Regions from separate parts of the Homo sapiens genome. Here region 1 is linked to region 2. The links are chromatin loops, found by intact Hi-C in ENCODE. Cell type or tissue: heart left ventricle. All regions are shown on one strand. Each heading gives the region's core, and the rest is flanking DNA. Links, peaks and the distances in the headings are about the cores only. Region 1 overlaps AFF2 (ALF transcription elongation factor 2). Region 2 holds the start of LOC107985667 (a long non-coding RNA gene).

The links. Hi-C counts contacts between places; a loop is a spot of excess contacts. Peaks named below come from ENCODE experiments on the same cell type or tissue, not always from the same donor. Only the 100,000 strongest peaks of a DNase experiment are listed, where the experiment ranks them.
Region 1: a loop joins it to region 2, with 8 times the contacts of the local background. A loop is called at or near these places in 4 of 110 quality-filtered maps.

Annotation. Positions count from the first base shown.
Region 1 is chrX:148,527,458-148,535,457 of GRCh38, reverse strand. The region is part of intron 1 of AFF2 (ALF transcription elongation factor 2); the gene reads right to left. Among named protein-coding and RNA genes, the nearest start is that of AFF2, 31 kb to the right of the region's middle. In heart left ventricle, for the core only: a CTCF peak has its summit at 4,777; no DNase peak of the experiment used is centred there.
Region 2 is chrX:149,463,665-149,477,129 of GRCh38, reverse strand. LOC107985667 (a long non-coding RNA gene) reads left to right here and starts at 4,993. Exons shown (of 2, transcript XR_001755972.2): 1 at 4,993-5,581; 2 at 5,753-6,226. It overlaps IDS (iduronate 2-sulfatase), which reads left to right. Exons shown (of 9, transcript NM_000202.8): 9 at 1-142. RefSeq lists a silencer at 5,878-6,172. In heart left ventricle, for the core only: a CTCF peak has its summit at 6,054; DNase peaks (open chromatin) are centred at 6,039 and 8,999.

The DNA of each region.
Region 1 (8,000 bases), core at 1-8,000, 940 kb after region 2:
AGATGTGTGAGTAGGGTGGACAGATTTAGTCAATGAAAACACAGGACGCCCAGTTAAATTTGAATTTCAGACACATAGTGAATGATTAGCTAATATAAGTATGCCTCATGCAATATTTGGGCCATACTAATACCAAAAAAAACTGTTTTGTAAGGAATGAAAAGAATAAAGGTAGATCGCATTATAGAGGGCTTCTAAATGTCAGCCTCAAGAGTTTGGATTTAATTTTTAATAATCATAATAATCACATCATAATAACCACAATGATGGTGGTAGCAGCTCTCATATTGAGTGACTATTATTCGCCAAGTCCTTGTGTAAATTACCTCACAGTCAAGTACCCTATGACTTAGGTGCTATGATTTCCTCCATTTTCCAAATGATGAAATTGAGGCATGGAGAATTTAAGTAACTTTACCCAGGCCACATGATGAGTAAGGAGAAGAGTTAGCATTCAAATCCATGTCTCTCTGACCACAAAGCCACACCTTTTATCATTTCCTTATACGACAGCTCAGGGTGTCATTTGAGGAGCCATCCTATTCTATTGAGCAAGCAGGTAACAAGATTGGATATGTGATTTAGAAATGAAACAAAACTACATGGACAAATGTGGGATACTCAGGACAATTCAATAAAGTTTTGAGGATCAAAACTTCTGGAAGGAAGATAATGAATACAAAAAGAAATAAAGCTTAGTCAGACATCTTCTATTACTTGCAAAATAAGAATAGTGGTTTTTCTTTCTGTCATCATTAATACAATGTATCCCAGTAGTAACATCTAACCTTTATTAAGAGTCTTTTTTTGTGCCAGACATTACTTTATTCAACCTTTACAACAACCTTATGAGGTGGATAGTGTTATTTTCACGATTTCACAGCTGTGGGAATTGGGGCCTACAAAACTATGTGACATGTCCATGGTTGCATAGCTCAACATGGATAGTTCTGGAATTCAAATGCAGACTATGCAGTGCCACAGTTTGAGCCAAAATAAACATGTGATGCCAACTTTTAAATGCCTTGCTCTATTAACTAAGTCTGAATTCTTGTCATTTTTACATCCTTTTCATATTCCAAAGAACTTTCACCTATGTGTATCATTTGATCTTCATGGTAGTCACAGATGAGGACACTCAGGCACAGAGTTTGACAGCTTGCCGAGAGCCATGAAGCTGGTCCTAGGCAGGGGTCTTCAGACTTGTGGCTAAGTGCTGGGCCACTGTTGCATCCAATCACCCTATCTGAGAAAAGCAGCAAGGCTTTCACTCACATCCCTATGTACAGCTTCCATTGTTTTGCTATAGGTAGAATTCTATTTGAATCATTTGGTTCTAAGTGACCTAGTGAGTTAGAGTGAATTAGATTTTCCAAGCACAGACCTTGCTTTAAAACTTCATTTTTCCTCAATAGATTTGCCAGGGAAATAGGATGTCTGGCAAAAGTGGCAATGGGAATTACATTGAAGTATGGTTTTTAAAAGAAAACGAGAGGACTTAGTGAGCTGTATTTGAAATACAGTCCATTAAGAGATTTAACATTTATTATTAAGATATTAAGTAATAAATATTGAATTTAATGATTCACTCTTCAAAATTTTCAGAATGCTGATATATTTTAAGTCAAAGCAAATGAAAATTGAGTTGGAGACTATGAAAGACAAATTTATGAAGCCAGTAAAACCAATTTCTAGATTTGCCTTATTAAAGTTCTTATTAGAATAATGGCATAAATATGACCCTGGCAGAAATTTCATAACATATTCTCTTTATTTTGGTTCAATTTTCAGGAAGATCACTTGTCATCAATCTAGATTCTCCAAATCCACCGCCGATTAGAGAAACTAACATAAAACAAATTATCGGGCCAGGTGCAGTGGCTCATGCCTGTAATCCCAGCACTTTGGGAGGCCGATGCAGGCGGATCACGAGGTCAGGAGATCAAGACCATCCTGGCTAACACGGTGCAACCCCATCTCTACTAAAAATACAAAAAATTAGCCGGGCTTGGTGGTGGGTGCCTGTAGTCCCAGCTACTCGGGAGGCTGAGGCAGGAGAATGTCGTGAACCCGGGAGTCACAGCTTGCATTAAGCCAAGGTCGCACCACTGCACTCCAGCCTGGGCAACAGAGCAAGACTCCGTCTCAAAAAAAAAAATAATAATCAAAGGTTAACACAATCTACTAATCACCTGGATACCATATTTCAACCTTAAAGCCATTACTATATTTGTGAATCATAATTTATGCACGCTTTAACACAACACTTTTTGGTGAAAGGAAAGATTTGTTTTCCTTTCATAATTATTGCATCAATGTGCATAACCTTTACATTTGCAAAAGCCACTCTGAATCCCAGAGACAGAAGATAATTGACCTTGAGTTCTGTTCAGTGGTGATAGAGCGTGACTGCAAATTCCTGGTTTCCACATAATGGATTGAGATGATCTCTTCCAGAATTAGCCTTCTATGAAACATCACTAAAAATTGGCTAAGCTGCTCCCAAGATGCCAACACTTCATAACTTAGCTAATTAATGTTTGATAAAGTATGAAGACACTGTTTGACCGACTGTTAAATACATACACACACACACACACATACACACACATCCAGGCTCACAATTTGGTTACAATATTTGTTTATGTCTAAGTAATTTGGATAGAATCATTGTGCACCATGGCAAAAGTATACACAATTAGTTTGAACAAATCAGGGCTGAATTTCTCATCCATATACTGTGGAAGCAGCTCAAATTATAATTACTTCCCAATATCCTGCTTAAAACACTGAATGTGATGCCTTGACTTCTTGCTAAATGCTACTTCTTTCAATTGTTCTTTAACTACATCTCTCCAAGTGATTTCCTTTATCTTATTTGTCTGTTTCTAAAATAACTTTCTTAAAGAATGCCTATTTTCATGGACAGAAACTGTTTTTTCTGAATGAACTGTCATAAAGTCATTCCTTGACCATTCTTCCTGTGTTTGTGTGTTTTGGTTGTGGTGCATATGGTTAAATAAATCTTACTGAAATGCACAATAGTGTCATCTACAACCAATTACCATCAGCAATTGCTTTGTAAACACTCAACAATAAAACAATTTGTTTTAGTGAATGGAGTCTGTGTCAGTCCAACATTAAGTTAAAAAATGGCATGGAATCCACCTCAACTACAGTAATACTTAATTGCTACTCAATTTGCATAATTTATACAAATTAATGTAGACTCAATAATTAGCATTTTCATATGGTTTATTGGAATCTAAAAGGCATAACAGTACGGTCTGTTAGCAATCTGAACATGTTTAAACAATATGTTTTGTGAGTCACTGGCATCTTAAGTTAGCCTTGCACAAAATGGGAATCAAGAAAACATACAAATATCAATTTGTATGTTCTGTCTTAGTAGGGCTTACTAAATCTAGATTTCAGTGATGTACTTTTGGTGATGATGATGAACTGATTAAAAACCCCCATTAAAGAATGTTAACAACACTTGAACAAATAAGACAGGAAGGAGCTAGTTCAATATTTTGCTTTTTTTTTAAAAAAAAGATAATTAATCTTCTATCAATACTTATTCTTCTCATATGTATATACAAATATTCTAAAATAAACAAATACATAAAAATAAAAGCTGAGGAAATCCAGCTGACTTGTGTAGCTGTTAAAATAGTCAAATATCTGATTCCTGGTAATAAAAATACAAATACTTCCAACTTAACATATAGACAGATAGATGCTGTATACATTTACAAACATAAATTCAATATTTGGGAAAACGTTAACCCCTTAACCATCTTCCACATTTGTATGCTGCTTAATAGTCTACAAACGTTTTCACCTACACTATGCCCTAGGGCCTCACAACAACCCCATTACACAGATGAAGACACTGAGGCTCAGAGAGGTCCCATGCTCCTCCTTCTACTTCATGCATTACCTATAATAAATAGTCATGCACAAATGAATGCATATTTGAATTCCTCTTGCCTCAGTAGAACTCGGGGCAACTTTCCTGAAGATGAAATCTCGTGTTCCATAATGCTGAATGTTTTCCTACTGTATCTTCTATGAAATGATGATAAACAAGCCACATTTTTCCAACCTGCCCTTTACCTTGTACCTAAAATAAATATTCAGAATTCTGGAACATGGGATTTCATTTTATTTGGATCAGTACTAAATTTCATTGCCTTCTTTTGTGAAGGCGAATATTCAGTCCTCCTGGCAAATACAGTGCTTTGTGAAGACTGTGTCAGATGGGGGATGGGGAAGACTTGTGTTTGCCTCTACCTCATCATCCCAAGATGCATTTGAATGTTATGTTCATACTTTTACCATATATTTTTTGCTTTCATTTTTCTGATATATTTTAATAAAGTCCATTTTAATAAACAGAAGTTATATTTTTCTTAATGAACAATTCACTGGCCATTTTTCCTGTCTGTATGCCTAAAAAAGAGAAAAAGCCAGGGCAAAGTTAATGTCTGTTTTCCATTTTTTCCTCATCATTGGTCCCACAGCACTCAGCTGAACACCTGGCAGAGCCACCCAAACATGTGCTAAATGTAAATGATTAAACAGACAAAAACAGGATGGTCTTAAGCTTTCAATTCTCTCTCAAGAATAGTCAGGGTACCATACCTATAGGATATACTTGTTGTAGTCCAACTTATTTTATATAATTTCCAATATTCTCATTTCCTAAGTATAACACTATTTTTTCCCTAAATTCCAAGCTTCCCAATCTTAAAAAATTCGAGAATGAAACATATTTTGTGTTAGTCCTCAGCACCTGCTGGTGATGTGGGGAATTGCAGCTTAACTATATAAGACATTGCAAGCAAGAAAAAAAAAAGGAGCAAATTTACAAGAATTGCCACCAGACTTAGGAAATCTCAACGCATAGAATTAATTCATATCAAAAGAGGAAGGCATGGGATGGGAATGAAAGACTGGAGTTATGAACAGTCTGCAAAAATCACCCCAAGGCAACACTTGCCAAGTCACCTAACTTGGAAAATGTTTTAATTCAACCAAATGGAAGATTCCTGGACATTTTCATGATGTGATAACAATTTTAAATAGTAGTGACACTGACATTTTTTAGCACTTATGTGCCAGGCATAATATTATATAATATTAACAATAGCTACCATATATTGAGTATCTGCTCTTCAATGGAAAAGGCTGGCAAATCTGCCCACAGATGACCTGAGAATGACAATAATGATAACAGTAGCGATATAACATTTCTTGGGTGCTCAATATGAGTCAGACACCATCCTGGATAATTGACACACATGAAGTCATCTAATGCTCCTGACTTCCCCATGAAGTAGGCACAGGTATTGCCACATGCCAGGCACTCTTCTCAGCCCCTTCACATATTAACCTGTCTGATAAGCACAACCACCCTTTTTTACAGATAAGGAAACCAGGGCACCAAGAGGGGAAGGGACTTGCCCAAAGTCGCAGGATTACATGGTTAAGCTAAGATTCAAATGGGCAACAGGGCACCTCCAGAAACTCCTGACTACCCACTTGCTGCTTATCATTTTAGCCATTCCAAGAGAGCCACTTATGTCACTTCATTCCCAACAACAGAGGAAAACCATTTCCAATTTTGTTTTAATAATCGTTACAACCATCTGGTGATACTTAGTAAAATATGGGTGGGTTTTCCAGAAGCCTCATTCTTTGGTTTGGAAAGCTGGTGATGAGGGTGCTAGAAGCCTCAAAGCAGGTTGCCATGTGGTGGGAGTACTCCTACCCTCAGAATAATTTATTTACTCCTTGAACCTCATCGGAGAATCTGCGCACATCAGAAGGTTTTTGCTAAAATATCATGTTGCATCAGAAACCATTGGACAAACACGCATCCAATTTATCACTTTCTCAAGCTTAGTTTTGATATGTTAACAACCATCATTTAAACAAACAAATGACTAGGTTGACAACAGAAATGTCAACACAAGCACAATCTACTCATTTACTGATTAGCCAGTTGCTGTAGCTGTGTTGACCTATACTTTGTTTTTGTACATAAAGGCCCCATTGCATAGGAACAAAAAAGGTGCCTGATAGATGCTCTCAGTGTTCCTTTAATGATAACACACTGCCTCATGTCATCATGGGTGAAGAAAAACTTCAATGGAATGGGAAGGGTCATGGGGTCATGCATGGCAGTCCACTCCCTCAACCTACCAAAGCCAGCACTGGGCTACCACAGATTTTCTCATTAACTAAGGAGGCAGACAAAATGTCCTGGACATCACACTGGTGTGCACCTCCATTAGCACCCTTGGAGTAGAAAACAGATGGGCTTATTTTTACTGGCTTGTTTATAAATCTTTATGATTGATGATATTTCAGATCTGGAATCTGGGACAAAATTTGTATCAATATAACTTAAGTTATGATTATCAACTTTATGAGCACAGTAGGAAAACAGAAGATGTTTCTTAAGGAAAATCTTTAAAATAACTTATCCGCATTAAATCAAAATTTTTACTTTAATGACCTGAAAGAAATTTGTATGAATGTTCTCAGATAACTACAGAAAAGCCCTTTATTAAAAAAAAATAGGGACCACTTATACTCAACATGGTGAAGTTGAAGCAAATTCCATACCCAGATGTGTAATTTTCTGAATGAAAATAACATTCATATGGCTTTTTGAATACATTGGTTTAAGTGAGTTGAGAACGGATTGTTTCTTTTAGAAATATTTATTATTTTAAAGTATTATAGTGCTTATGAAAAAAATTAATGAACTGAAATGAATCCAAAATGTGAACTGGAGTGAATCCAAAATGTAAATGGGAAGGCACTTCTCTCCCTAGTTCCAGAAGCTTTCCTGAGCCAGATGATTGCCATAACATCATGCCTAGCCCCAATTTCCACTCTGCCTTTCAAGAGACCATGTTACCAGGAGTTTGTCAAAGGTCTAAGGCTGAACACCAGGAACGCCATGAGAATTTCTATAACATATATGTGCACTTCACAACTGAAGACATATCAACACAGAAAAAAATTCCTTTAACAAGAGTAGGAAGTGATGACTGATTTTACAAAAGAATTGATCTCAGTTTCCCTTTAAATGAGAAGCTCACCTCGAGAAGTTAAAATAATATATAATTGACTAGTGTGCTAAAGTTTTCCCAAAGTAGAAAAATATCTAAAAGGTGAGGTACAGCTGTAAGGGCAAATCAAATACCAAATTAACAAATTAACAAATCCCTCAAGTTTTATTGGCTCTCTTGTTCTTTCTTTTCCAGAGGTAAATTTAAAAAGTAAAGTGAATTACAGTAGTCTTTGCTCTTCTCCTAGCACAGATTGTTACTTGCCTTAGGCTACTCTAAGCATATGAAAACAGTTGAAATCTGCAATTACAGGACACTACCTATGGTTAGCAGCGCATCACTTTCTTGGGTCAGCTAAAGGCAAATGGTCATTGGAGAGCTGCTAAAAAGAGTCAAGGAAAGGATAATGTGTATACTGTCCTTCAAATGGTTTTCTGATGTCAGGAGAAGAAAGAAATCAACAGGAGAAATGGGATACAGAGGTACAGAGGCAGGCTCATCTGAGCCAGTACTAGAGTTAGGGCAAGCAAACAAGATGGTTTCAGGTGACTTAGAAGGGACCCAATTACTGGTCCAGGAAATGACAAAGGTCAATGCATAGAATGAGGATGAGGTGGCGGGGGAACATTTCTCATTTGTTTTTTTGAAACATTTTTATTTTGAAAAAAAATTCAGACTTCCAGAAAAGCTGTAAGAACATTAAAATAGCCTATATATCTTTCACGTAGTGTTAATTGGCAGTCATGATAGCCCCCTACCTGTAAACCCAACATTGTGTATCGCCTAAAAAAAGAACATTCTCCTACATAACCACAATATGATTATCAAAATCAGGAAATTGATGTTGATATTCTACTGTTATCTAACCTACAAACTTTATTTAGATTTCACCAACTGTCTCAATAATAT
Region 2 (13,465 bases), core at 2,142-10,141:
TTTTGCAGGTGATTTTTATTCAGTACTCATTAACTTACAGCTTTTATGAATTCACATCTTCTACACTATTGAAAAACATAAGTTTGTATTGTGTTAAGTGCAGCATGAGTTATTATATGAATAAATCACATTAAATTTGCCATTATCGTGTGTGCAATTCTTGCTGCTGGTTTGGGACCGCTTGGTGCTGCCTTAAAATAAAAGGAGCCATTTAACAGAGCTTGATACCGTGGTACAGGTGTGCCCCCTTAAAGTATCCAACCTGTTCCTCCCCATGTGAGGGCCAAGGCAGCTGTGGTGTGGGTTTTATTAGGGAGTTGAATTCTTGAGGGTAGATGGTGAGTTGCACTTGACCATAGACACACTTTTCTGGGCAGTGGTATGTCTCTCAGCTTGCCCTGCAGTTACAGTACAGAGACTCCCCAGAAAGAAAGAGGAAGTGGGCTGACCAATTAGGTAGGCTTAGGGAAACCATATATGCAATAGCAACAAGGTAAAGGAAGCAAATTAGTGGGTTCTTGGGGTTCCAACTGGAAATTTGCCTGTTTAGTGGTCTTGGCTTAGTGTCTTCATGAGCCTTAGTTTATCTTTTTCTACCTATCCTACTGGTTTCGACTAAAAATTCGGAAGGCAGTGCTTCTTATATTGGTGAGGACATTGGAAGACATACATTTCCAAATAGATAAAGGCAGGCTGGAAGGATTGAGTAAATCTCAGCAGGTGAAGTAACTTCAATGTATTCATTTACTGGCTTGTTTATTATGTATGGTGCGAAGTTTAAAAGGCACAAACATGAGGGAGGATTGCTTGAGGCCAGAAGCTCAAGACTAGCCAGGGCAACATAACAAGACACCCATCTTTACACAAATTTTTAAAGAAATTAGCTGGGTGTGGTGGCATGGCACCTCTAGTCCCAGCTACTCGGGAGGCACAGGCAGGAGGATCACTTAAGCCTGGGAGTTCAAGACTGCAGTGAGCTCTGATCATGTCACTGCGCTCTGGCCTGAGTGACAGAGTGGGACCTTGTCTCAAACAAAGGCACAAACATGTATACAATGAAGAGTCATTTCCTCTTCCATGCTGTTCCCAGCTACCCTATTATCCTCAGAGGCAAGCATGCCTACCAGTTCTTGGAAACTGCTGAAGTTTGAAAAGGATAAATGGAGACCTAACAGGAAGGCCCCAGAACCAAGGTGCTAGTGAGGGGTGACCCAAGGGAGCAGTATTGCACATGCAACCCTTTTACATTGTGGCCAACAGCTCAGAATGGGGATGCGGTGTGATGTGGCTGCCAGGAAGTGAAAGGCATCTCAGGCTACATAAATGGATATCCAGGAGGAAGGAGGAGGTAAGCTGCTCTGCCTACGTGTCACGGTCAGCCAGCACCTGGAGAATTGTGTTTAGTTGCGAACATGGAGCTGTCATGGAAATGTGGACAAACTGGAGCCTGTTCAGAGGACAGCCCTAAGATGGGTGAGACCCAGCATATCATGTGAGGAACAGTTGAAGAAGTGTTCAAATGGGGAGAGAAAAGACTCGGGTGGGTAAAAGTAGGGGGTTGGGGGGAGAGCATGGCACTATCTTGAAATTTCTGAAGAACCATCAGAGGCAAGAGAGATTAAACACATGATATCTAGAGCCCCAAGGGAAGATCCAGCACTGGACCCTGCAAGGAGACAGATGGCCATCCAGAGGTTGAACTTTCGGCCGGGTGTGGTGGCTCATGCCTGTAATCCTAGCACTTTGGGAGGCCAAGGCGGGTGGATTGCCTGAGCTCAGGAGTTCGAGACCAGCCTGGGCAGCTTGGTGAAACCCTGTCTCTACTAAAATACAAAAAAAACCAAAAAAAATTAGCCAGGCTTGGTGGCGTGCACCTGTAGTCCCAGCTACTTGGGTGGCTGAGGCAGGAGAATTGCTTGAACCTGGGGGGTGGAGGGTGCGGTGAGCTGAGATCGTGCCACTGCACTCCAGCCTGGTGACAGAGTGAGACTCCGCCAAAAAAAAAAAAAAAAAAAATTAAAAAACAGAGGCTGAACTTTCTAACATAGCAGCTTACCATTGAAGGAGCCTGCTCCTAAGTGTGGTGAGCTGTCATCTGAGCTATGTAAGCATCACGTAGGCAAGAGGTTCTCAATAGAGAGCAGTTCTCCTCTTGGGACATTTGTCAGTGTCTAGGGTCATATTTGGTTATCACAACTGGGGAAAGGCTGCTACTAGCATCTAGTGTGTAGAGGCCAGGGATGATAGGAATCACACACAGACAGCACCCCCTCCCCCAGAACAATAAAGAACTATCTGGCCCAAATGGCAATAGTTCCAAGGCCGAGAAACTCTAACATAGGCAAACATTTGCTACAGAAAGAAAAACTACTAAAATCCCCTCTTTCTCTGAGACTTCTATGATTGGAGAATGCATGCTCAATTATTAAAATAGCATGCTGACTATATCAGGTGATTGGCCCTTTGCATATAGCCTTGAATACATTTTTAAAGATTGCAAGGAGCTTTCAAATCAAGATGATTTAATAACAAACCATTTCATGTAGTAGTAGTAGATTGGATTTCTCTTTCTTCCTGTTCAGTGGAGAGACCCTCCCATCTGAGTTTCCTCACCCATAGAAAAGATGTTAAATAGGTGATTTCTTTTAAAAAATAATATTGCATTTTTTCTCAGTTGAAAAATTATTACATATTCATCACAGAAAAATTAGAAAAATATACAAAAGCAAAGAAAATAATCTAACACCACTGTTTACTTGGCATAGTCCTTCCCCTGAATAATACATATATAAAAAAATGGTTCATACTCTATCTCCTATTGGTTTTTCTACATCCTGTTTTACAACCTGGGTGTGTGGTGGCATGGCACCTCTAGTCTGCTTTTCACACTGTGTGATTTCTAAGGGCTTCCCCAATTCCAAATTTCTGTGACACACAAATTGGAAGAATTTCCATATAAACATGTGAGGCCATTTCCTGGAGGACAAAACTAGAAACCTCTGAGTTTCCTTCCTCTCCCATGACGTCTAATAAATGTGAGTGTTTCCACAAAAGATAATACTGAGGATGCTGCTTTTCCTAGCCTTGAGTTTCATGACTCTGTTTGCTCACAGAGTGCCCTGGATAGCCCAGAAACTCTATGGAATAGAGACATCCATCACCAGGCCTTGTGGATTTTACCTCTTTGTGTATCCATGTATCCATCTGATACATGCATCCACTGATACTTTGTGTATCAGTGTATCCATCCAGGTTTCTACCTCCACCGGGTACCATTCTGAAGCCATCTCCTATCACTTGGACATGGAACCACTTCCTAACTGATCTCCTACTCTTGCTACACTGCAAACAAGTTCACACAGTTCTGAATATGATCTTTGCAAAATGCAAACCTGATTGTGTCTCTGCCTACCGCTTGTACCTCCCTGCTCTCCCTCCCTCCCAATGGCTTCCCATTACTATGTGGACAAGCAGAAAACACCTGAACCTGCCCTTTGTGTAGACCATTCATGGTTTGCCCCCTGCTGACCTGCCACACCTCCTTGTTTTAACTCCTACTCCATCTTCATGGCCAACTTAACCCTTCCTTTCCAAGGGCATTCTTCCCTGATGCCTTTGACTAGGTTGCATAGCAGCTTGCATCACACACATACCACTTCTTCATAGTCCTCAGCTTGGTTGTACTTTTTCACTGGTTTGTGTAATTATTTCATTTGTATCTGTTTCCCCAGAAAGCTCCATGGGGGTAGAGAGTGTCTATTTTTGCATCATTGCCTCCTAGTGCCCAGTACACAGTAACACCCACAACAAATGTTTGTGGAATGAATGAATACAGTGTTCATAATGGCCGCATTGTTTTCTGTCATTTCCCTAAGCTCCTATTGCTGACTCTTTAGGTTGTTTCCAGTGTCATTTCTATTACAAACTATGATGCAGAGAACATCACCATGCAGCCATCTTTGTGCACTTGTGTATTAATGTATCTCTAAAGGATAAAATTGTAGAAATAGAATTCTTGGGTCAAAAGCATGTGTAGAGGACATTTGACATGATGTTGGACACCAGCATCCTAAGTGCCTTTCTCTACTTGGGAAATTCTGCACTCAATTATTTTGAGTGGCAGGCAGGGAGAGCCCTCTTGCCACTGCAGAGGTGCAAAGTGCCAGGAGCTCATTTTCCCATGACTTCCTTGTGGCTAGACAGCAGGCATATGACTTTGACTCAACTCAGCAAGATGCTTTCCTCCTTGAGTTGGTAAAGCAGGAACCAGTGTGAATTCATCTTCCCCCAGAGGAAGGCTCTGTGGTGATGTTAACCACCAGTGTCCAGCACTGGTAGTGTCACTATGGTTACCAAACTGTTTTTGTGTGGTTATGGCAGCTTGCCTGGTCACCTTTGTCCTTACCTGTTTTTTAGGTTTGAGACTTTGGCCTTCTCTGGGATTCTATGAGCTACTCAAGCCTTTCAAAAACAAACAGACAAAAAAGAAAAAACCTTTTTTTTCTGCTTAAATTAACTAGTCAGTAAAACAACCAGGGCTCCTGATTGATGAAGTGTCTGCATTTGAAAATCTGGAAGTTAGTGCCAAATTTCCTCCAGAGAGGTAGCACAAATTCACACTCCCATCAGCAGAGTGCACAGAACCTGAGTTCCTATCTTCCCTCTAGTACTTCTTACGTTGCTTTGCAATGACCTATTTCTAAGGAAGGGGACATTTCTTATTCATTTTTCTAGACTAAGCCTCTAACCTAGGGCCTGGCAAATTTAGGCACTTACATGTTTGCTAAATGAATGAATGAAAATAATTGTCTTTAAAGAGTTTGAGAAAGACCAAAGGTACCGTAGCTTGAATCAGAGACTGGGAGTTGGAAGGACACTCATCCACCTCCTTATTTGTTTATTTTCCTTTTGCTTTTTTAGAGACAGGATCTCCCTATGTTGCCCAGGCTAGCCTCGATTTCCTGGGCTCAAGCGATTCTCCTACCTCAGCCTCCCAAGTCGCTGGGACTACAGGCATGCACCACTGCAGCTCCTTATTCTGAGGTGGGAGCTTAAAGCCCAGAGGAGGCAAGCAGCTCCACCAAGGAGACACAGCTAGCCAAGTGGAAGCAGCCTCAGATCCAAGTCCACCAAGTCTATTTTCAGCCCACCTCCAAGTCCAGTCTTCTGCAAGGACTGCTGCTTCCACAAGGTTTCTCTTCTTGGGTCTCCCGATCCAGGGAGTAGATTTCAGCTGAAATGATGTGCAAAGGAGCCACCTCAAAGCTATGAAACCGCCAGAAAATCACTTTGTGAAAGGAAGAAGGCTGGCGACCACCCGTTTGGAAAATTGCCTTTGTAGTAACTGGGGGGCACACATGTGTGTGGAAGGATCAAGCGTCAGCCTTGCTATGGCCACAGTTTTGATTTTCCTTTATTCTTTGTATTGCTTTCAAATCAAAGGGAAGCCGTAGCAGAGAACCTCTTGCCCTGAGCTACACATATGAAAATGAACAAGGTTATGGGAGTCGCGTGTTTTCAATAATGGATCGCTGGTGCCGCCCTTTCTAGGAAATGAAGCGAGGCTGTTGCTAGGTTGGCGGTAAGAGGCACTGGGCAGGGGTAGGGGGTCCTAATTCCAGTGGTTTTACCTTTCCCACTATTCATTCCAGTCCAACCAATTGATAGAATAAGAATCAATTCTGAGCAGAACAGTGTCTCATTCTATTTCAAGCCCCCCCCAACCTGCTTTTTGACATTTCTATCACCACAGCTTGATAGAGAAAAATATTCACAAAGCCGAGTCCGTTTTGAAGAGAACATCTGTAAAATTGGGTCAGCAGATACGTTACACGTTGGCGTGGAAGATGAAATAGAACCCTGTCTGGTCTGAGCTTCACAGCAACAGGGAAGGGCTTTGTTTCCACGGCGGCGCGCACTTGGATTTGTGCCTTACAGCTCTGATCCGGCCACACAGCCCAGGCCCCTGGGCAGCCACAGGGCGCCGCCGCCTTCCGCCCTGGCTTTAGGGACAAGCTGGAGCCTGGCGGTGGAGACAGCGTGTGGTTCCTCAGAGAACCACTGGAGGCCGCTGTGGCACCAAGAACGCACGAAGGGCGCCCGGCTGGCGGAGTGGGAGTCTCCAAGGAGTAATGACTGTCGCACACACTGACTGTTCTCAAATTCTAGTCCAGGATTTTAAAGACACTGTTATGAATTAACGAGAATAAAATACTCGGCAGATGAAGCTCGGGTCTCAGATCCCCTGGGGTTCTTTTCTAACTGCTTTCTCATTCCCACCCCCCCCGGAACTGGGTCTCATTTGCAATCCACGAGGCACAGGCTTTATACATGATGGAAACGTCTTCCAAAAACGACACAAATGCACAAATGTTACCCTTGCAGCCTATAGTATTCATCCCCAAATACTATTGCAAAATATTATGCTATTTTCTCTATCAAGCAGTATTGGCGGCAGGTGCCAACCACCACGTGGGCCGCAGGAATACAGCTGCTGGATAAAATGCAGGATGCCCAGTTAAATATGAATTTCAGATGAACAATAAATAATTGCTTAATATAAGTATGTCCCACGTAGTACATGGATCATATTTATACGACATAATTATTCATTGTTTATCTCAAATTCAAATTTAATTGGGAGTCCTGTGTTTTTATCCGTAAAATCTGGCCTCCCTTCACAGAAAGGGTGACTCCGGTGAGGTAGCAAGGAGGTACCCTGGTGCCCTGAGGGCACTCAGAGCTGGGAAGTGGTCAGAACTGAAGCTGAGCACAGAGTTCTATTCCAATGTGGGCGGTAATATGTGTCACATGTTCTCACAGAGAACAAATAGGCTCTTAGACCTGCCTGTTGGGAAGGGGTCTCAGAGGAAGAGATCTGTACAGTAACTGGAGGTAATGTTCCATTTTTCACTTTTTGGTTATTGCCTTCACCCTAATACCTACATAGGCACACGAGCTTCGAGTAGCATTAGTCCAAGCTTCACTGAAAGGCAGAGTTCAGTTCTATTGAGTTCAACCAAGCGCCATCATGCCCTGGTTCTGGAAGGTCGAGCACACACACACTGCGCTGATGTAGGCCTTGCCCCTGGTGTGATCACCCCAGGTCCCAGAGTGAACCTGGGTCTGCAGGTAGACTTCATAGACTACTGGGCCAGCAGTAGACTTCATTCTGGGCAGCCAGAGAAGGAAGTGGAGGGCAGCAGAGGGGGATTTTCATTGTATCATAGGTGGCACAACAAGCATTTCGGACCTGGGGCTCCTTAAGTTCCCGAGGTCCCAACATATTAATGTTCACCTCCCCCAACTCCTCACAAGGCTCTCCACTCTAGGTGGAGCTCTCCATGAGTCGGTGGTGACCTGCATCCCTGGAAATTTGTATTTTATGGCTTGGTGGATAAACAAGAGCAACTGAAGAGCCTCCAATCTCTGGCTCCCTTTTGGGGGTCTGCTTGGCAATTCAGGAAGCCCAGAAAAAAATGCCGGGGGATCTCAAGAGCAACAGCAAGGGAAGAGCCCTCGTGGCCCCAGATTGATCCTGTTCTGCCACTTGAGAGCTGGACAACATTGTGCAAGCCACTTCCCTTCTCTGGGTCTGTTTGTTCAGTGGATTGGGGAAAGTAGGTGCTCCTCTTGAGTGGGTTTTTGAGCCCTCAGTGAGCGGGTATTGAGAACATACGATGCCTGAGCAGTGTCTGGCATCTGTTCCATAAGTGTGCCTTCTCCTCTTTTTCCTTGTTCATGAGCCGTGGAGAAGGGTGTGATCCACCTGAAAGTGACCCTGATCCTGACCCTGCCATGTGGGTGACCCTGGATAAGTCTCCTTTCTGGGCTCGGGTCTTCCCATCTAGGGGCCATCCTTCCCAGCTGTCATACTCTACAGTCCTGTAAGAAGCCAGCTGTTCTGGACATAGGAGCTGTGTTCATTGTGAGCAGCAATATACATCTTATGCATTTACTTTCCTTCTTTTTGTAGACACTAGGCTTTGAAGGATCTTCCACCTCCAACCTCATACACATATATATTTCCTGACATCCTCAGGGGCAGAGAATCCCAGACTTATGTGGTACCAGGGCAGCCTGTAGCTTGACAGCCACTTCCAGGATGATGAGGACCAGGCCTGGGGAACACTTCCTGGCAGAAGGTATGCAGATGTGGGATCACCCCACAGGTTATCACCTTCAGCGGCCAGGGGAGCAGGATTTCCTCCAAAGATGCTGGGTTGTGGAAAGCACCATCTGCCTCATTCCCTGGCCATCAAGTCTTTAGACCTGCCACATCTCCCTCTGATTACCTTGCTTCATTTCCTTCATAGCATCCACCGTTTTCTGAACTTGAGTTCTGTTCTTGTTAATGGGTCATTGTACACTTCCCTGCTAGAATGTCAAGTCCAGAGAGCAAGGACCTTGTGGCATCTTACTTACCACTGTATTCTCAACACTTAGAATAGGTCCTGACAAATGTGTGAAAAATATGTATTTCATCACTTTTTAATGTTTATTTGAAAGCTCGTGAGAGAAACGGTGGCATATGAGAATGTGCCCTGAATTTGGAGTGTGAATTCTGACTCCAACCCTGACTGGCCGTGTGGCTTTGGGTAAGCGCATGAACCTCTCTGAGCCTTAATTAGTTTCCTCATGTGTAAAAGGGCATGATAGTACTATCTATCTCACTGAGTTGTTTTTAGGATATGATCAGACTATGTGAACTGTTCAGACTAAACTCAAGGTATTAGAACGGTTATACTACAGCAATATTGTCATGCATTTGGACAGCCCTTGACCTTGGGTGAGGCACTTAGGGGTTAGTGGTGATGTTGACACTAGGAATCCGGTCCCCTCATCCCTGGCCCAGACGACTTTTGATTCACAGTTAATGACCCCATCTGAGTGACCTTGGCAAACTGTCCGTACTCATGTAGAAGAAAAACCGGACTCAGATTTCCTAGTTCCCAGCATCCTTGCTTCCCCAGCTGGCCCTGAGCCACTCTTCTCACAGGATGATGGGTCAAAGGTGGGGGTGAGGGAGCAGAGGCCAAGACTTGTTTCCTAAAATGTTTCCTCTGTTGAAGGCTCCACTGTCTCTGTCATCATTTCCCACTCAACATGCAGCCCAGGCCCCTTTGGTTTTCATCCTTCTTTTGATGGGCTGCAGCTGTGTATGCTGCCGAGCTGCAGCATTCATGGGGATAGGGGTACACTTTTGCTAAGGCTAAATGCAGACCCTGTCCAAGGCTCTTTTTTCTAGGAGCTGCCCAGACCAATGTAGACAGCTTTGTCCCAGGAGACAGTGCAAAGAAACCTGACTGGGCCAGAAGTCCCTGCACCAGCTAGTTTTGCTGCTACTAACCTGCTAGGGTTTGCCATCTTTGCCAAGTTTATCTTGCCAATCCACTTTCCTAAATCAATGGCTTTAGTTAGATTCTGTAACAAGAGAAGTTGCAGCATCTGTAAGCACTTTGGCAAATATTAGAATGAGCTCGGAGCTCACGTGTGAGGACTCAGGAATAACCAGTATTGTGATTTTTTTGTTCTTTTCTTGGCCAGTTCCCCTAAAGGCCACTGGAATAAGAGACTTCAAAATAATTCACTTTACCTAAAGATGTACATTCATTCATTTGCTCATTTTCTTAATCCATCAACACAGAGTACCACCTACTCTTGGCCGTGCACACACTAGGCTGAAAGGCTTCAAAGGAGCCTGGGGCAAGATCCTCAGCTGATCAGATCTGGGCTCTAGGAGTGATACTTAATTTCAAGCTCCAGTCCCTTTGATGTGTGTGGGTTTTATTTATTTATTTTTGATGGGGCTGGGGAGGGGACCTCTATCAGGAAATGGAATAGGCTTCAATCAGCATGTAAGTATGTGTGGGGTAGGATAAGGTGGAGCAGGCTTGGAAAGCATAATTGAATTCAGTCTGGACTGGAATACAGTCCAGAAGAGGGATGGCAAGTAGATTTCTTCTTGCATGCCAAGCCCTGTTGACTGCAAAAGACTGCTGAGAGTGTATTCAGAGGATGCAACTGGGCCCAGAGGAAAAGGCCAATCCACAAAGGCTGTCATGGACCCGGGTGGGGGATCAGTAGGCAAGTGTTGGCCTGATCTTTATAGGTGGAAGCAGTGCAGGTCAAGAGATAGGGTTTCTAGTCTGAGGTTTACATCTAAGTAGTCTTGTGACCTCAGCAAGTCACCTACCTGTTCTCCGCTGTGGAATCTGAATCTTCATCTATAAGATGATGTCTTAGTTCAGCTCCCCTAGCAGCAGAGCCTGACAAGGATTCAGATACAAGTAGTTTATTTGGGAGGTTTTATTAGTCAGGATTCTCCAGAGAAACAGAACCAATAGGAAAATATATATATATATATATATATATACACACACACACACACACACACACACATATGTGTATATACACATATGTGTGTATGTAGTTGACCTTTGAACAATGATGCAGTTAGGGGCGCAGACCCTGCATATAGTCAGAAATCCATGTATAACTTTTGACTCCTCAACAACTTAATTACCAATAGCCTACTGTTGACTGGAAGGTTTATGGTTAACATTAACAGTCAATTAACACATACTTTATAGGTTGTATATATATTATATACTGTATTCTTACAACAAAGTAAGCTAGAGAAAAGAAAATGTTATTAAGGAAATCATATGGATGATAAAATTAATTTACTATTCATTAAGTGGAAGTGGATTGTCATAAAGATTTTCATCCTTATTGTCTTCATGTTGAGTAGGCTGAGAAGGAGGAGGAAGATGAGGAGTTGATTTTGCTGTCTCAGGGGTAAAAGAGGTAGAAAAGGTGGAGGAGGTGGAAAGGGAGGCAGGCACACTTGGTGTAAATTTTATTGGTGTCAATTTATCCTTATATAAGTGGACCTGTGCACTCGAAACCCATGTTATTCAAGGGTAAACCCATATATAGATGCACACACAAACATACACACCACATGGTATATACACAACTATATATATACACACACATACACACACATACGTATATGTGTGTATATATGTGTGTGTGTGTAGATATGTATATGTATATATATGCGTGTATATGTGAGAGAGAGAGAGAGTGAGATTTATTTTAAGGAATTAACTTACGCAAGGCCTTGGGGGCTGGAAAGTCAAAAATCTGAAGTGCAGGTCAGCTGGAAACCCAGAGAAGAAATGATGTTGCAGCTCAAGTCCAAAGGCAGCTAGGAGGCAGAATTCCTACTTTCTTGGGGGACCTCAGTCTTTTTCTCTTAAGGCCTTCGACTGATTGGATGAGGCTCACCCACATTATGGAGGGGAATCTGCTTTATTCAAGGAAAGCCTACTGATTTAAATGTTAATTGCATTCAAAATAAACTTTCACAGCAACATCTAGACTGGTGTTTGACCAAAAGCATCTATACTGTTGTTTGCCTAGCCAAGTTGAAACATAAAAACAACCCTTACAGAGGTGACCTCAGGAAACATTGGTAGAAGGCGAAGAAGTGATAAAGGGAAGGGAAAGTAGACAATAAAGGGTGTGTTGTCAAGTGAGTTACTACTGTGGACAACTAGAGCTGAATCCTTGTGGAGACCTCTGGGTACCTGATACAGTTTGGCTGTTTCTCCACCCAAATCTCATCTTGAATTGCAATTCCCACAGTTCCCCACCACAAATCTCATCTTGAATTGTAATTCCCACATGTCACGGGAGGAACCCAGTGGGAGGTGATTGAATTACTGGGGAGGGTCTTTCCTGCACTGTTCTCATGATAGTGAATGAGTCTCATGAGATCTGATGGTTTTAAAAAGGGGGGTTTCCCTGCACAAGCTCTCTTTTCTTCTCTTGTCTGCCATCATGTGAGACATGCCTTTCACCTTCTGCCATGATTGTGAGACCTCCCCAGCCACATGGAACTGTAAGTCCAATAAACCTCTTTCTTTTGTAAGTTGTCCAGTCTTGGTTGTGTCTTTATCAGCAGCATGAAAATGGACGAATACAGTACCAGAGTAGAATACATCCCTCAGAGTCACCCTGCCCACAGTAGGAAAGAATTGGGCCATTAATATACTAATTTCCATCAGTCAATGTTCCAGAGCTGCTTACAGTGTGGAGGTCAATTCCTCATCCTACAGGGATGCTATGTGGGCAGGTGAAGCTGACACTAGTGGTCAGAGACAGTGTCTAGGCAGAGACTCACATACTGACAGTCAGAAATTGGGCCAATATATATGGAAATGGCAAGGGCTAAGGGACATGGGTGGGACACAGAAAGTGTCTACAAAATAGAGAAAAACATGCATTCTCAAACTTTATTATTTCATTTCTAATGGTAAGATGAGAAAAATAGACATGAAAATACAATACTGGAATTTTAGTTTTTATAAATGAGATATTAACCATTTAAATAAAAAAGACTATTTCAAAAGCTATAATTTCAAATTAACATAAATACCCTAATTCATGAATATTCCATTTAATCAAGATTTTGCTGACAAATGCCATGTGAGGCTAATTTCTATTCATCTTTCCAATCTTAGTGAGGATGTCATATTTTCCAGGAAGCTTTCTCTGTCACCTCTAGCTATGTCAGGTTCTATGTTATACACTCTCAAAGCCCCATGTTCTTTTATTTTCCTTCAGAACGTTTCCCAGCTCCCTGAAGGAAAGGACCATATATTTCTTGTTTATTAATAATTCCCCAACATCTAGCAGAGTACCTAGAACATGTAGAACACCTAGTAGGTGCTCAATAAATATTTGATTAAAAAATTAAAGAGATATGGCAGAAAACCTTTCTTGAAATCCATAATGAATTACTGAATACTGTAAACTAAATTCATACTATGACTCATACTACATTGAGAAAGTATCTTTAGGAACCTAAGTGCCTTAATGAAGAGAAAAGAATGATTTTTTATCAATATGGCAATTATTCATAAGTAAATAGGTGCTTTTAAAGCACTTGAGGAAAAGTACTTTCTTAAGTAGATTGTCTGACCCCTGAAATTATGTTTACACTACTAATTTCAGTGGGAAACTCTTTCATCATAGTCTATTAGTCGGTATCAGTTACATTATGCTGTGGTAACAAACAACCCCACACATCTTAGTGGTGTAACATGACAAAGTTCTACTTCTTATTCACATGATTTCTCCAAAGCAGATCAGCAGGGGGCTTCATTCCTCACACTCATTCAGGAATTCAGGCTGGTAGAGGCCCTCTTGTCAAAATTTGCTTTCACAATCACCATGGTGGGAACAAGGAACATGGAGAATTATGTGCTGCCTTTTCAATTTTCTGGCAGAGAGTGACATGGTCATGCGGTTATCCATACTTAACTTCTGGAGATCAGGTTCCCAGAAGGAGTACCAGAAATATTTAGTGAATAGCCTTAATGGCATAGACTCCAAAGGTAAATTCCAGGCTAGGCTGTATCTTATATCACAAGTTCCAAAATCATAGAATATA